Linked DNA regions of Homo sapiens: all the other regions are linked to region 4. Evidence: chromatin contacts called from ENCODE Hi-C or POLR2A ChIA-PET data. All regions are on one chromosome and are shown on one strand. Each heading gives the region's core, a stretch centred on a gene start or an enhancer-like site at or near the end of the contact. The rest is flanking DNA. Distances are from core to core; before and after follow the strand shown.

Region 1 (2,700 bases), core at 18-2,517, 920 kb after region 4:
CCCACCCCACCCCATCCCTGGCGCTGCGAGCACAATCCCGTTGATTTGTAATGATTTCTGTCTCTTTCTGTCTTTCTCTTTCTCTGACCCCCCCACCCCCACCCCCACCCCCCCCCACCCCGCCGCGAGCATGCGCAGGCACCGCCCCTACCCCCTCCGGTTCGGTTCGTTTCCGGTTTGTTTGCTGAGCTGTCAATGAAAGACCCGTGTAATTATTCCCGAGCTTTACAATAAAAGTGTGAAAACCGGACCCCACTCAGCTTCTTCCGGGTCCTCGGGCCTGCGTCCCGTGGAGAGTGGGAGCTAAATCTGGAGGCCTTGGAGAGGGCTGGGGGACGCGAGGGACAAGAGACTGAGACCCGCACTGGTATTAATCGGGGATGGGGTCGAGCTGACGCGTTCTGAGGATAGACTCCTAGTCCGTACACCTCAAAGTGACCCCTGCCGGATCCTCTGGGCCCGACCTGCTGTGGGCACCCCCTCCCCGCAAGAACTCAGGTGCAGGATGGGGTGGGAGGTGACCGCAGGAGAGGTTTTGTGCTGCGCTGCCTTCTTCCCCGGGCGCCCGCAGGACGTGCAGTCGTTCCCGGGTGTATCCATTCCCGCTCCCCACTCTTTGGCAACGAGTGTGAATTGCGGAACTGGATAGGATAAGGGGCGGGAGACATCTGTCTGTCTGCCGCGTTCTCCCACGCTCAGGAACGAGGGTTGGAAGTCGATTTAGGGGAAAGGAACCGAAAAGGTCTCAGCCTCGGTCTCCGACTGCGCTCCCCTCCCCCCTTCCGGGCTCGACCGGCCCCGGCCTCCTCCGTCCGGCTCCCGGGTAAACACCCGCTCCGGAGAGGTCGGAAAACAGAGACCGGATCAGCCGGTTCCTGGCCCCGCCTCCCGGGGCGTTGCTCCCTCCTCCGCCCCTCCCCACCCCCACACCCGCCCAGCGTCGCGCGCTTTTGCTCGACCCGCGCCCTAGCTCCCTAGGCCGGTACTGTGTGGGCCTCGCTCCGGACCCCGGGGTCGGTCCAGCCGCTGGGATTAGCCGACCGCAGGGACTAATCCCGGATGAGCCTCGTGTAAACCCGGATCGACAGCGGGGACGGCGGGGGTTGCTGGCACCCCTTCATCCGTTCCCAGACGCGGAGCATCACGGGGCATAGAGCCCACCCCGAGGCTCCTTGCTGCTTTCGGAGAGACCCGAGTTGGATCTGCAGTTGGGGGCGTGGCGGGGCAGGAGATGAAGAACGCAGGGCCGGGATCTGACGCGCCGAGAGCCTGGCGCGGGGTGACTGGGGTGTGGGGCGGAAAGGCAGAGATCTCTCGGGCAGTACTTGAATCTACCGGCTTAGGTCAGCTCCCTACTCAGTCTACAACCGAAGCCCCCTACCTATCCTCCAGTTACAGAATCACAGACCCTCCCCCTACCAGTGGGTGTGGCAACCCTTCCTAAACCTGAGGCCTCACCTCATTAGGAGAGGCGCTGAATCAGCGGGGGAGGGGCCCGCATTGTCTCCACCCCTGACTTGACCCCACAGTGAAGGGTGAGGAGTTCCTTCTGTTAAGGCCTAGCCCAGGAAAAGATGTCTGGAGTTAAGGAAGTTGGAGGAGATGTGGTGGCCGACTGGGTACCAGAATCCTGTCACTGGTTGATTAACTCATTCTACAAACATTTCCTGAGCCCCTCCCATGTGCCAGACCGGCACAGGGTACTGGACCCCAAGAATGACACACAGTCTCTGTGGGAAAGGCAGACAGGTAAACAATGACCACATCTTGTGTTCGGCCCTGCCTTGAGCCGGAAATTCTGGCAGGAGACCTAAAGGCGCTGTCCTCTCCAAAGTCTAGAGGCTTTCTGGAAGGGGTGGTGCCAGAGCTGAGTTTCAAAGGGCAAATGAGGGATAGGCTACTGAGGAAGGGGTCAGCCTTGCAGGCTGAGGAGGAGTATGTGCCAGGGTCTGGAGGTGGAGGAGGAGGTGAGGTGGCTCAGGAGGGCAGGAGAAGTTGGAGAAGAAGGCAGGGGCCAGAACTAAGGACCTGCTGGTCAACTTAAAGTGCTTGGATTGAGGGGTTGGAGAGGAGCCATTTACAGATTTTAAGCCTGTAAAAGAAAAGGTCAGATTTACATTCTTCCAGATTCTGTGTTCCTCCCTTCCCTGCCCCAGGTTTCTCTGGGGATGCCTGGGTTGGGAGTGGAGATACACAGGCAGACAGGAAGAGGAACCAGGTGCAGTTTAGGCTGGTTAAGAATGGTCCCTGGCTGGTCGCGGTGGCTCACACCTGTAATCCCAGCACTTTGGGAGGCCGAGGTGGGCTGATCACGAGGTCAGGAGTTCGAAACCAGCCTGGCCAACATGGGGAAACCCCATCTCTACTAAAAATATCAAAATTAGCTGGGCACGGTGGTGCGCACCTGTAATCCCAGCTACTTGGGAGGCTGAGGCAGGAGAATCATTTGAACCCGGGAGGCAGAGGTTGCAGTGAGCCGAGATTGTGCCACTGCACTCTAGCCTGGACAGCAGAGCAAGACTCCATCTCGGAAAACAAACAAAAGAATGGTCCCCACTTTCCATCAAACTTGGAGTCAGAGAGACCTACGTTAGAAATTTGGCTGTACTTATTTCTAGTGGCATGACCTTGGGTAGGTGGCTGAGCCTCAGTTTCTTCCTCTGTAAGGTGGGGATAATAGTGCTTACCATCACCAAAGGT
Region 2 (2,700 bases), core at 172-2,671, 660 kb after region 4:
ATTCTTAACTAGTCATTTTGGGAGTCCAAGCCTGAGTGGGGACGGATTGCAACACATGGCTGATGATAGCAAAACAAACCAGTAACCGGCCGGCCGCACCAGGGTTAATCTACGTTTTCATCGTACTGGCTGGCTTTCCTTACTTCTAAAATATAAAATTGTAGATCGTCTAAGATAGGACATTTTATTTGATAAAAGGAGGATTGACATCTGTATGCACCGAAAGCATCTGAAACATGACAAACACAAGCCGTTATTTGCGGTTCCAATCAACATCAGTTTACCACCTGGCTCAATTCCCACCATTACTGTATGTTAGATTAACACTTCCAAAAACCCTGCAGAAGGTCTCTAAATTTCCTGGGGGAACTTAGCTACAGACGCGGAGTGAAACAAGCAGCTCTTTTCCCTGGGGCCTCAATGTATTAAATCAAACCCGAGAAAATGATCCAATCATTTCCTATACATTTCCTCCCCAGCTATGCCATCAAATCTCTTAAAACGTCACTTCCAAGCATTTAAAATACACCCGGCACACGCCCTGCAGACTTCATCGTAGCTCTCCCTTTTGGGGCATCACCACAGCCAAACATCGCCTCTTCCAAATCTACTGCAAACTGCGGGCTTGTCTCTTGCTTCATTTTTTACTTTTGTCTTAAAACGGAGGCGAGGGGGATGGGTTTCGACAAACTAGGCTCTGAAACCCTGAGCAATAGCATCTTGCTGTGGGGAGCTATCGGCAGCAGCAGAGATTTTAATCTTTTCTCTCCACCCAGTTTCCGTTTCATGCTTTTTTCTTTCTTTCTTTTCCAATGACATCAAACCAAAGGTGGAAAAATGAAAAACGAATGCCTCAGATCGATGCCGCCTGTGGGTCGCGGGTTCTGACTCAGGGACCCGCCCGCCCTGGGAAATGCGGGAAACGAGGCCGGGAGGAGGACTTTCCACCGCCGGAGTCCCACCTGGGGTCGCAGACGGGCAGGCCGGGCCCGTGGCAGCCTCGAATCCGAGCCCGGGGCCCGACCCGCCCCTCCAGGCCCAGCGCGGCCTGCCAAGCCCCGGCGTCGAGTTGGCCGCGGGCCGGCCAGAGAGGCCTGAGGCGGCCAGCGGGCAGGGCAGAGCCAGGGACCGGAGTTCGGGGCTGGAGTCGGGCGCCGCTTACCTGCTGGTACCGGCTGCCGCAGGCCGGCTCGACCGCCGCCAGCGCCGCCAACGCCAACGCCATGGCGCAGCCGGCAGCAGGGAAGCAGAGCGAGCGAGCGAGCTAGCTGAAGGGGCGCGGCCGCTGCGGCTTGGGAGCGCTGGGAGGCCGAGGGGGACGCGCCTTGGGTGGGTCTCGATGGCCGCCGCCGCTCCCGGGCGAGACGCTCTTCTCAGGCTGTAAGCACCGCCGCCGCCGCCGAGGCTCCGACGCGGCCCCTGGGGAAGAGGCGGGGACTACGACGACGGCGCTGCGCCGCCGCCCCACCCCCGACTCGCGCCGCCCTGCCCGGCCCGGCCCGGCCTAGCCTAGTCCTGCGCCGCCGCCCCGAGGTGCACCGGCCCTGGTGTAGTTGCTCCGACGACCTGAGCCTCCGAGGCTCAAGTGTTGTATTCGATTCCACTAAAAACGAATTACTAACAGGCCAGCCCAAAGCAAGGGCGATGCTGCTGATGAGCACCTCGTGCCAAGCACTGAGCTTCACCTACGTGCCCTCATCCAGCCTTCAGCACAACCGCCCTGACGCAGGGACCACAACCCCATTCTCGAGGTCGTTGGCAACCAGAGAGGTTGACAATCTTCACAGCAGCGACCTGATCCCTCGTGTCTGGCAGCAGAATCGTGGTTCTTATTCACTCCCTTCTTTTATCTGCCGTACTCATAAACCAGGGGTCAGCCAGCGACAGGGAGGGGGCCAAATCCGGTCTGCCACCATGACTGTGAAAAGTACATGAAATTCAAGTTTCAGTGTCCATAAATAAAGTTTTATTGGAACACAGCAGCACCCATTTGTTTGGTATGGCCTGCAAACCCTATAATACTTGCTATCTGACATTTTACAGAAAAAGTTTGCTAACCCTAAATCCTTGAGAACTGCTTGGATCTCAAATCCTACTTAGGGTGGATGATTATAATAGCATCCTCATGTTTATGCCATCCTTTAGTATTTTAACAGCCTCATCTGCGGAATCGGAAACAATATTTTCCAAAAAAGCTCCCTGACTCGGTGACATGAAGTCAAAACTTGAAGGGTTTGGCCATGCTAAAGGCTTTCCCGACCACAGGAACAGGTGCAAAGGGCGGTCCAGAGAGAGATTGTCTTGTGGAAGAACAGAAAGGAGGCTGGCATAGCTGCCATATAGGAGATACAATTATCAGTGTTTCACAGATGAGGAAGTTATGCCCAAAGAAATTAAATATCTCACCCAATGACACAGAGCTACTAAGGGGTGAAGCTGGAATACAACTCCATTAAGCCAGCTTTCTTACCCAGTATTGCACAACTAAATTATAAGCTTTGTGAAGACAAGAGTATTTGTCTTTTAAATCTTATTACCTCCCAATGCCATGTAGCACAGTATAGCTATATAGCAGGCTTGCAAGGTCTGTTTCTTTCACACCCAGCCATCTGCAATTGCTTCTACCCACATGTCCTACAGAGAAAAACAAAATCTTCCATCTCTGAAGCTTGTTGCAATTCCCATTTCTTCTTCATTGCC
Region 3 (2,700 bases), core at 120-2,619, 850 kb after region 4:
AATATAAAAATTGGCTGGGTACAGTGGCTCACACTGTAATCCCAGCACTTTGGGAGGCTGAGGCGGGCAGATCATGAGATCAGGAGATCAAGACCATCCTGGCTAACATGGTGAAACCCCGTCTCTACTAAAAATACAAAAAAAATTAGCCAGGCGTGATGGTGCATGCCTGAAATCCCAGCTACTTGGGAGGCTGAGGCAGCAGAATCGCTTGAACCCAGGAGGCGGAGGTTTCAGTGAGCCAAGATCGCGCCACTGCACTCCAGCCTGGGCGACAGAGCGAGACTCTGTCTCAAAAAAAATAAAATAAAATAAAAATTAGCAGGGTGTGGTGACGGGTGCCTGTAATCCCAGCTACTCGGGAGGCTGAGGCAGAGAACTGCTTGAACCTGGGAGGCGGAGGTTGCAGTGAGCTGAGATTGCCCCACTGCACTCCAGCCTGGGCGACAGAATGAGACTCCATCTCAAAAAACAACAAAAAAAAAAAAATAAAAAAAAAGGGTGACTAGGGGAGGAAATGAGTGGTAAAATGGCAGTATCTTACCTGTCGAGGTTAGGCACAGGAACCAGCAAAGTGGAGGAGGTAGTCTGAGGCCCATCTGGGCTGGTGGACTTAGGAGTCACCCTCCAGAGGCTAGGTCCCAGTGTACGGGGAAGAGCTGTACAGAACAACCAAAACTCAGGCACCTCAACAAGAACCCAGGAATCACTGTCATCTGCCTCAGCAGAGGTTCTTAAACATGGATACACATGGGAATCTTTTATCTACTACAGATTCTAGGGTAGTACCCCAGAACCAATAAACTAAGATTTCTCAGGGTAGAGCATCCACGTTTTTTAAAAGCGCCCATGTGATTCTGCTGGTCTCCTGTGGATGCCAACCACTGTTCTAAGATGACCAAACGTTCATACATATACTCTCACTAATGTTTGGGGCTCTTTGACTCTAAACCTCTCCTCTCTTCACTGGCTATGCCTACTCCATTGGCCCCTAATCCTCTTTCATTCATTCAGTCCACCATCTCCTGCCATTGGACTCCTCCCCCTCCCAACAGTCCTACCAACTTCTTGGACTCCACCCTCTTCTAGCTAGGCCCATCCACATCTCAAATTCCAGCAGCCCCTGACTTCCCCGCCCTCTTTCAAGCCCCGCCTTCCTTGGCTCTAACCCGGCCCACGATCGCTTCGGCTGTTTCCTCGGGCCCGCCCCCACTCCAGTTCGGTCTTTGCGGCCCAGAGTGACGCTGGTTGCTTGGACGTCCCTTACCTCGGCCCAGGAGTCCCGGGAGGCGCCACATGTCGCTGCCAGCACCACAGAGAGCTCGCAGCCGAAAGCGCGAGACCAACCCTTGGGACAGCGGCTAGAAAGGCCGCCGCGATGCCCCGAGTGGCCGAGTACCCGAGGAAGCTCTGAGCTGGCCAATTAGAAGGGAGCCCGGCCGGAAAGACGGCGCTGCAGAGAGGAAGTGCAGGGCGGAGGCGTATTCGGGGCCAGCGGGGCGGTGACGTGCGGCAAGGGCATGGGGATGTGGGCCCAGGCTTCCGTGGGGGATGTCCTTGGCGTTCCCAAGCCGAGGCAGGGGACCGCAGGTGGCGAAGCGAGCCACCCGGAAGCGGGACCTTCGGGAAGTGGGGCTGGAGCGGCTTCAGGGAAGTAAGAGGACCTTGCAGACCGTGAGGCCGCGAACCAGGAAAGGCTTCTCCAGGCCCTAGGCTTGAGGAAGTGGGAGTAACCAGGCTCCATGGGCGGAGGAGAGGACCCCCGGGGTCCCACAAATGAAGCCAGTAGGCCGGGCTTCCGTCCAAGGCCACCTGCCTGGAGATGCCAGGCCAGGGCCCGACTGCGTAGGCGATGAGAAACCGCACAGGGCAAGGCTTTGATTCTGGGTTCTAGCTCCGGTCCAGCTTTATCTCACTGTGCAGCTTCATGCCAACCCCTTACCTTGTCGGGGCCCCAATACGCGCCAGATAGGGTCAAATGGAATGACTGGCCTGACAAGCTGAGATTCTTGGGTAGCTCCTTTCAAAATACCTGAGACACCACCCGCGCCCTATTAGAACCCTCGTCTTCAGACGTGGCAAAAGTTATGTATGTGTTTGTTCTTTTGTGGAAAAGAATAGTTCCGTCTGGTCCCGGTGGCTCACGCCTGTAATCCCAGCACTCTGGGAGGCCGAGGCGGGCGGATCACCTGAGGTCAGGAGTTTGAGACCAGCCTGGCCAACATGGTGAAACCCTGTCTCTACTAAAAATACAAAAATCAGTTGCGCGTGGTGGTGGGCGCCTGTAATCCTAGCTACTCTGGAGGCTGAGGCAGGAGAATTGCTTGAACACGGGAGACGGGAGGTTGCAGTGAGCCGAGATCGCGCCTGGGCGACAGAGTGAGACTCCATCTCAAAAAAAAAAGGAAAAAAAAATAGTTCCTTTCACCACATTTGAATCCGTGAAATAACGGAGCTTACATTCAAGTATAAGATGTTTAGATTTCCTCCCTATCCCCTTCCTCCAGGTATGTGACTTTAAGGTGAGTGGAAGTTGCTACCTGGGGTAAAAGTGTACTGGGGGCACCTACTTTTAGACCGAGGCATGTGGCTTGAAAGTTGTATTAATATGTTAGACAACTTTTTTTTTTCTTTTGAGACGGATTCTCTGTCGCCCAGGCTGGAGTGCAATGGTGTGATCTCGGCTCACTGCAACCTCTG
Region 4 (2,700 bases), core at 109-2,608:
GTTTGAACTTCTTTCTGAGAATTATGGATATTCCTTCTCAGACCTTTACAAGGATAACGGAAGAGGTAAAAAGGAGAGCTTGGGAGCAGGAGAGGGAGAGAGTTGGGATATGTACATTCTATTTTTAAACCCTCGCCCACAGTTTAGAGTAAAGGAACACTCTGATTCTCTACTCCCACCCCTATCACCTTCTGCTAAACACAAGAATCAGAACCTGCGCACGTACTGATTCCAGATTTAGAGATTACTGGCTGCCAATACTCCAAGGAATCGCAAGCTAACCAAGCATTCCACCCAGGGAACCCGGCGGCCTGACTAGGCTGGAGCTGCGTACAGGGAGCGAAGCAGTCACAACCCACCTTTTCCCAAGGGGAGGCAGCGCCCCCTCGGCAGGGCACGCTCCATTCTCACGGTTGGGCACTCAAGGCTGAGCAACTCTGCCCCTAAGGGAGCTGGAGCTGTGGACACGATGGGATCTGCCCGCTGGCTGCGGCGCGCTCGGCACTCTGGCCCCACTGCTGGGACACCTGCGTGCCGCGCACGCCCACGCCCACCCGCGCTGCCCCAGAGCACCACCCGCGCTGGGTCACCTCCCGACCATCCCTGAACGCAAAAGGCGGAGCGACGGGTCTCTCTCTTCATCTGATGGTTGCTGGTTCGCCCGCTTTACGTATCCTTCCTGCCTCGGAGGCGTCGACACCCGTCCCCCAGTGTACCGGGAGCAGAAACCCGGCAGACGCGCGGGCAACCCGGGCTAAGCGCCACCTCCCAGTTCCTCCCGCCCCGGAGCCGCGTCCCCGAGGGGCTCGGGACACTCACTCTTGAGCGCGCTTATGAGTGACTTCCCGTCCTTGATGAGCTCCTTGATGAATTTGTTGGTCTTGTCCAGCTCTGCTTCGTGCGACTTGAGCGTCTCTCGGAAGTGCGGACTATCGAGGCAGCAGTCGCTGAACTCGAGCGCTGGGAGCCCCATGGTGCGCGCGGCGCCCAGCCGGGGGGCGCGCCTCCGCCGGGGCCCGGGCCGCCCGCCGCCCAGAGCACTCACGCGGCGGGACCCCGGCCGGCTCCCCCGACGGCCGCCGGCTCCACAGGTGTGGCGCTGGCTCACTCCGCGCGCGGTGTCCGCCGGCGCGCAAGACTCCCGAACCGAGCTCGGACCCGGCCGAGGTGCTGCTGTTCCGGGCGCGGGCAACGGAGCGGATCGCGAGCAGGAAACGCAGCGCGGACCCGCAGCGGCGCCGGGAAGCGAGCGAGCGGGCGAGCGAGTGCAGACGCCGCCTCCCCGCCTCCTTCGCTAGCTAGCTCTCGGCAGCCTCGAGCGCCCTCTCACAGCAGCCTCGGCCGCCCCGCCGGTGTCTGGGCCGCTCGAACCTGCTAGCGATGACTTAATCCCCGCCGGGCCAATCAGCGCACCCTCCCCTGCCCGACCCTCAGGCCGCCCGAGGACGCCCGGCCCTTCCGCGGTCTTGATCCAATCAAAGGGGCCTGGAGGCAGGGTCTGCGGCTGGGGGCGTGGCCCTCGCCAACGCCTAGGTCCGCAGCGCAAACTCCGCCTCCTCTTGCCCTCCCAGCGTTGCAGACCCCGAAACCTAGGGGTGAGCGTTGCTGTGCACCCGCCCCCGCTACCTTGCCCGCCTGCTCCAGCCCGAATCCGAGCCACGCATGGCGAGTCTGCTGGTCCTGGGGGCCGAAGAGCCTCGATGTGCCAAGCATGAAAAACCTGGGGACTAGGGCTGCAGTTCACCACCGCCTGCCCTGCACTGCGGGGCAACCGATTTTACACTCAAAATACAGCCCCCTGCTCCGGGAGAATCCCGAGCGACCAAACGCTCCTCTTCCAGTCAGGCAGAAAAATGTTATTTGCATCTTAAAATTACCAGCTCTTGCCTGCAGTCTTCCCGCCCCCTACGGTCCGTCCCCCTCACGGCCACTCCTGCTCAGAACCCGCCCACGGTTCCCCTCAGCCGAAGGAGCTCACATCATTACTAGAATTTCAGCCGCCTGTTATTTTCCTGCTCTGCATCTAGCACAATTTTACATAATAAGATGACAGTCTACTGCCTGTCATCCTTCGCTACACGGTAAGCCCCACGAGGGCAAGTGCCCCTGCAATTTTCTTGTCCGCTGTTGCATCCTGGCACCTAGCACAGTGGCTGGCATTTAATAACAGATATTGAGCACTTACTATGTGCTGTGTGTGCTACGGTGATTGATAAATGTAGAATAAATGAATGGATCCTTTCCCAGAGCCATCTCCACCTCCCACGCCCAGTGCGTTGCCCTGTAGTCCCTCTGTTCGACCGCAGGACTCAATTCTGGCATCTCACTCGTTGCACTTGTCAGGCTGGGTCCCACAGGGTGTCTAGTGCTGAATTGTTAACTCCTGGAGGATAGGGACTGTCCTTGAATAAATTATCTCTATGTCTAGGAACCAGCAGCCCTCCTTCAGCTACGTGGGGGCTTCATGTTTGTTTGGGTTGGTTTGTTTTTTAAATAGGTCTGCTATGTGCAGGCACTAGCCTAGATGGTAAGAATACAAAGATGAATAACAGAATGAATTTAGCTGCTGGTGGTATTAGGTGAGATGGAAGCAAACAAGCGATAACCATGCCTTGTGATAGGATAGAAGGCCTGGGTGCTTGGGAACATGGATTTTTCACTCAGGAGGGGTCAGAGGTGTCCCATCTATATTAAGAAAGC
Region 5 (2,700 bases), core at 189-2,688, 830 kb before region 4:
GGATTCTCCTCTTTTGCTAATTTTTGATGTATTATTATTAAATGATTGTAACCATCATTAGAATTCTATGTATTTATGTGTAAATTTAAAATATTTGTAACTTTAGTATTTAGAACTACTTTAAAACAAAACCATGTACAAGCCTATCCATATTCTTTCAGTTTCATTGTGGCTGGATACTATGTTGCCTTGAATTTTACCTGTTACTTGCCCAGCTTCTGGATTTCCAGTATCAGAACATTAGAGGTTCATATTTTCCATACAAAAATAGAAAAAGTCATAATGGCGTGAAAGTCCCTGGGAGATTCACCCTTTCTTCTAGTGTGGTGTCTCAGCAAGTTCCCAGGCATATCACAGGATGGGAAGGATGGGGAAATACTCACCTAGGGCACTTACAAGGAGATAAGAATGGGAGGGCAGAGGGAGTTGGTCACCACGCTTGAACAAAGGGAGAAAAATATGTACACCTCTCATGAGTCATCAGTGAAAGTATCCAGCATGCTCAGGGGGCCTCCTGAACTTTGAAACTTGGATTTAATCCAGACATGAAATATGGAAAGTCACTCTTTATGCAATGCTTTCATCACCACCTCCGTTTTGCCTCTCTTTCATCTCAGTTAAGAGATACAAGACAGGTTCTTGTAATGACTGCCTGTGATTGCCATGCTAACAAAACTATTTACATGGAAATTAGGAATCCCATGTAGAATTCCAGAATCAAAGGTCCTGTGGATATGGTAATCAAGAAAATGTCTTTATATCCACATTATTGTGCCCATATGGTTATGATGCCATCTGGGTGCTAATTCTAATGCTATTCTTTCATGAGATGTTTAATAGTGCTCAATATTATTGACTGTTTAGTAGGCAGTAGAATTAGAGTTCCAATTATATGAGGTCATAGCACTGGCTACATGAGTGACCAGAAAGATGACTTACAGGGATTCCAGAAAACACACACACACACACACACACACACACACACACGCGTACACATGCACGTACACATACATGTATGCACTCATCAGGTAACTCTTTAAAAATTACTTAAATTCCTGATGAAGAGGCTACCACTTCTAAACTAATAAATGTCATGTGGACAGATATCTCCTTAGTAGCTGGGCTCATGCCATCCCTGCCCAGAAAAGGGGGCTAGAATCCCACAGAAAAAGCAGAAGATTATGCCCTCTTAGGAACTATAGTCCATCCTCCCAAGGTTTTTTTCCCCTTTAAGCAAATCCTCCTCACAAAAGAAAGATATGTTTATTTGTATTTTCAGTTAAGTTGACTATTTATTCACATTTCCTGCTGATGAGTCATTTATGCAGTTTACTGAAAAAAATAAATTGGTCACTAAAGCACTGCAAAATTAGGGTTCAAAGACGCAAAACTGACGTAAGCATCAAATAGGTACAGGTTAAGAATTTAATCAGCAAATAGATCAGTCAGCACGCTAGGACAGTACTCACACAAAGACTGGGTTTTGTTTAATTCTTTTCCAAGGGATCAGCACAGCCAGCCTGTCTGGAGCACCTCTGTTGGTTTTGCTCATCAGATACTTGTAAACAGAGCAAACACAGATATTTGATCAAGAAACCAAACCCCACATGCCTGGAATCAAGTGTGAGAAAATATCTTGGGCTTACTCCCATGATGCCTGTGTAAAAGTCGCACCGTTTGTCTGTAAATAAAAGGCCTGAGTTTAGCAGAAGATCATAGGAAAATGCAGCAAATGCACCATGTTTACAATGTGCAAAGGCAGAGAGAAGCATCAGTTCTCAGCATGAGATTGTTGGTTATGCCTGTGGGGGAGCAGATGGGAGATCACTATTGATCTCTAAAGTAGCTGGGTCAGCCAGACATGTTGGCTCATGCCTGTAATCCCAATAATTCAGGAGGCCAAGGTGAGAGGACTGCTTGATCCCAGGAGTTCAAGATTACAGTCAGCTGTGATTGCACCACTGCACTCCAGCCTGGGCAACAAAGCGAAATGTGGTCTTTTTTAAAATAAACAAATAAAATGTAAAAGTGGCTGGGCCTGTGCTCCATATACAGACTCATTTGCCCTCTTCTCAAGAACTCATCTGCTTTTAAAACTGGAGGATGATTGTTATTTTTATTTCTTCTTCTGGATACATTTTTAACCAACGTTAGAAAAATCAACCAGAGAGACAAATATCCATATACATACAGTAGCTTCACTAAAATATCTAGGATGGTCGAAACTGTCACCAAGGAGCCTTAGAAATGGATATTAATAACATGTACTTACCATGTGCTAGGCACCACATATATTACCTGTGTTAATTAATCCTCAGAACCATGGAAGAGTTACCATTATTATTCTCAACTCATGGATGAAGAAAATGAGACATAGCTTTGCCAACATTCACAGCAAATAAAGGGTGGCCCATCTTGACTCCAAGTTCAAGGTCTTAGCCACTACTTTGCTGACGCCCATTGAAGATGAATCAAGCACACCTGCACCATATCCAGCTGGTTGTATTATATCCAGTCCTTCTTATTTTGCAAAGAACCAATTCTCCAAATTAAAAGTCTCTTAATATCACCCTAAATCTACAATCCATAAAACACACCTTTGATTTGTCATATACATTTTCTTTAATGAACAAAGACAAAACTTTGAAATTTTGTTCAATTGTTTGAAACAATGACCTCCACATGTTGCCTAACCTAACA

The links. A loop is a pair of places that touch in the nucleus more often than their neighbours do. ChIA-PET counts read pairs that join two places held with the same protein, here RNA polymerase II (POLR2A). Pooled maps may share reads with other maps.
Region 1: a loop to region 4 is called in a pooled map, with 9 times the contacts of the local background. The contact joins the enhancer-like site here to the promoter of ARHGAP26 in region 4. A Hi-C loop is called at or near these places in 1 of 37 single-sample maps with no recorded cell type and 5 of 50 pooled maps. POLR2A ChIA-PET finds 5 or more read pairs at or near these places in 1 of 52 experiments (WTC11).
Region 2: a loop to region 4 is called in a map of naive thymus-derived CD4-positive, alpha-beta T cell, with 7 times the contacts of the local background. The contact joins the promoter of NDFIP1 here to the promoter of ARHGAP26 in region 4. A Hi-C loop is called at or near these places in 1 of 168 maps with a recorded cell type or tissue (naive thymus-derived CD4-positive, alpha-beta T cell) and 7 of 50 pooled maps. POLR2A ChIA-PET finds 5 or more read pairs at or near these places in 1 of 52 experiments (activated T-cell).
Region 3: a loop to region 4 is called in a map of CD4-positive, alpha-beta T cell, with 5 times the contacts of the local background. The contact joins the promoter of DELE1 here to the promoter of ARHGAP26 in region 4. A Hi-C loop is called at or near these places in 2 of 168 maps with a recorded cell type or tissue (CD4-positive, alpha-beta T cell and naive thymus-derived CD4-positive, alpha-beta T cell), 2 of 37 single-sample maps with no recorded cell type and 7 of 50 pooled maps. POLR2A ChIA-PET finds 5 or more read pairs at or near these places in 1 of 52 experiments (activated CD4-positive, alpha-beta T cell).
Region 5: a loop to region 4 is called in a map of OCI-LY7, with 10 times the contacts of the local background. The contact joins the enhancer-like site here to the promoter of ARHGAP26 in region 4. A Hi-C loop is called at or near these places in 1 of 168 maps with a recorded cell type or tissue (OCI-LY7) and 4 of 50 pooled maps. POLR2A ChIA-PET finds 5 or more read pairs at or near these places in 1 of 52 experiments (OCI-LY7).

The regions. Positions count from the first base shown.
Region 1 is chr5:141,847,943-141,850,642 of GRCh38, reverse strand. No RefSeq gene overlaps it. Among named protein-coding and RNA genes, the nearest start is that of PCDH1, 29 kb to the left of the region's middle. RefSeq lists a silencer at 718-967 and enhancers at 618-1,174, 1,528-1,617, 1,733-2,289. Within about 2 kb of position 1,267, at least 40 of the 41 ENCODE cell types and tissues checked have a DNase peak (open chromatin) inside an H3K27ac peak, as active enhancers do.
Region 2 is chr5:142,107,500-142,110,199 of GRCh38, reverse strand. It overlaps NDFIP1 (Nedd4 family interacting protein 1), which reads right to left and starts at 1,421. Exons shown (of 8, transcript NM_030571.4): 1 at 1,163-1,421. The coding sequence starts at 1,225. RefSeq lists silencers at 992-1,061, 1,132-1,261, 1,322-1,591 and an enhancer at 1,169-1,670.
Region 3 is chr5:141,922,540-141,925,239 of GRCh38, reverse strand. DELE1 (DAP3 binding cell death enhancer 1) reads right to left here and starts at 1,369. Exons shown (of 12, transcript NM_014773.5): 1 at 1,268-1,369; 2 at 545-659. The coding sequence starts at 1,298. RefSeq lists an enhancer at 975-1,488.
Region 4 is chr5:142,769,035-142,771,734 of GRCh38, reverse strand. It overlaps ARHGAP26 (Rho GTPase activating protein 26), which reads right to left and starts at 1,358. Exons shown (of 23, transcript NM_001135608.3): 1 at 820-1,358. The coding sequence starts at 973. RefSeq lists an enhancer at 1-719 and silencers at 1,015-1,134, 1,145-1,554.
Region 5 is chr5:143,594,214-143,596,913 of GRCh38, reverse strand. All of the region lies in intron 3 of LOC105378209 (a long non-coding RNA gene), which reads right to left. Among named protein-coding and RNA genes, the nearest start is that of MIR5197, 84 kb to the left of the region's middle. RefSeq lists a cis regulatory region at 516-529 and enhancers at 451-595, 416-710, 474-1,673. Within about 2 kb of position 1,438, at least 9 of the 41 ENCODE cell types and tissues checked have a DNase peak (open chromatin) inside an H3K27ac peak, as active enhancers do; they include OCI-LY7, where a contact is called at or near this core.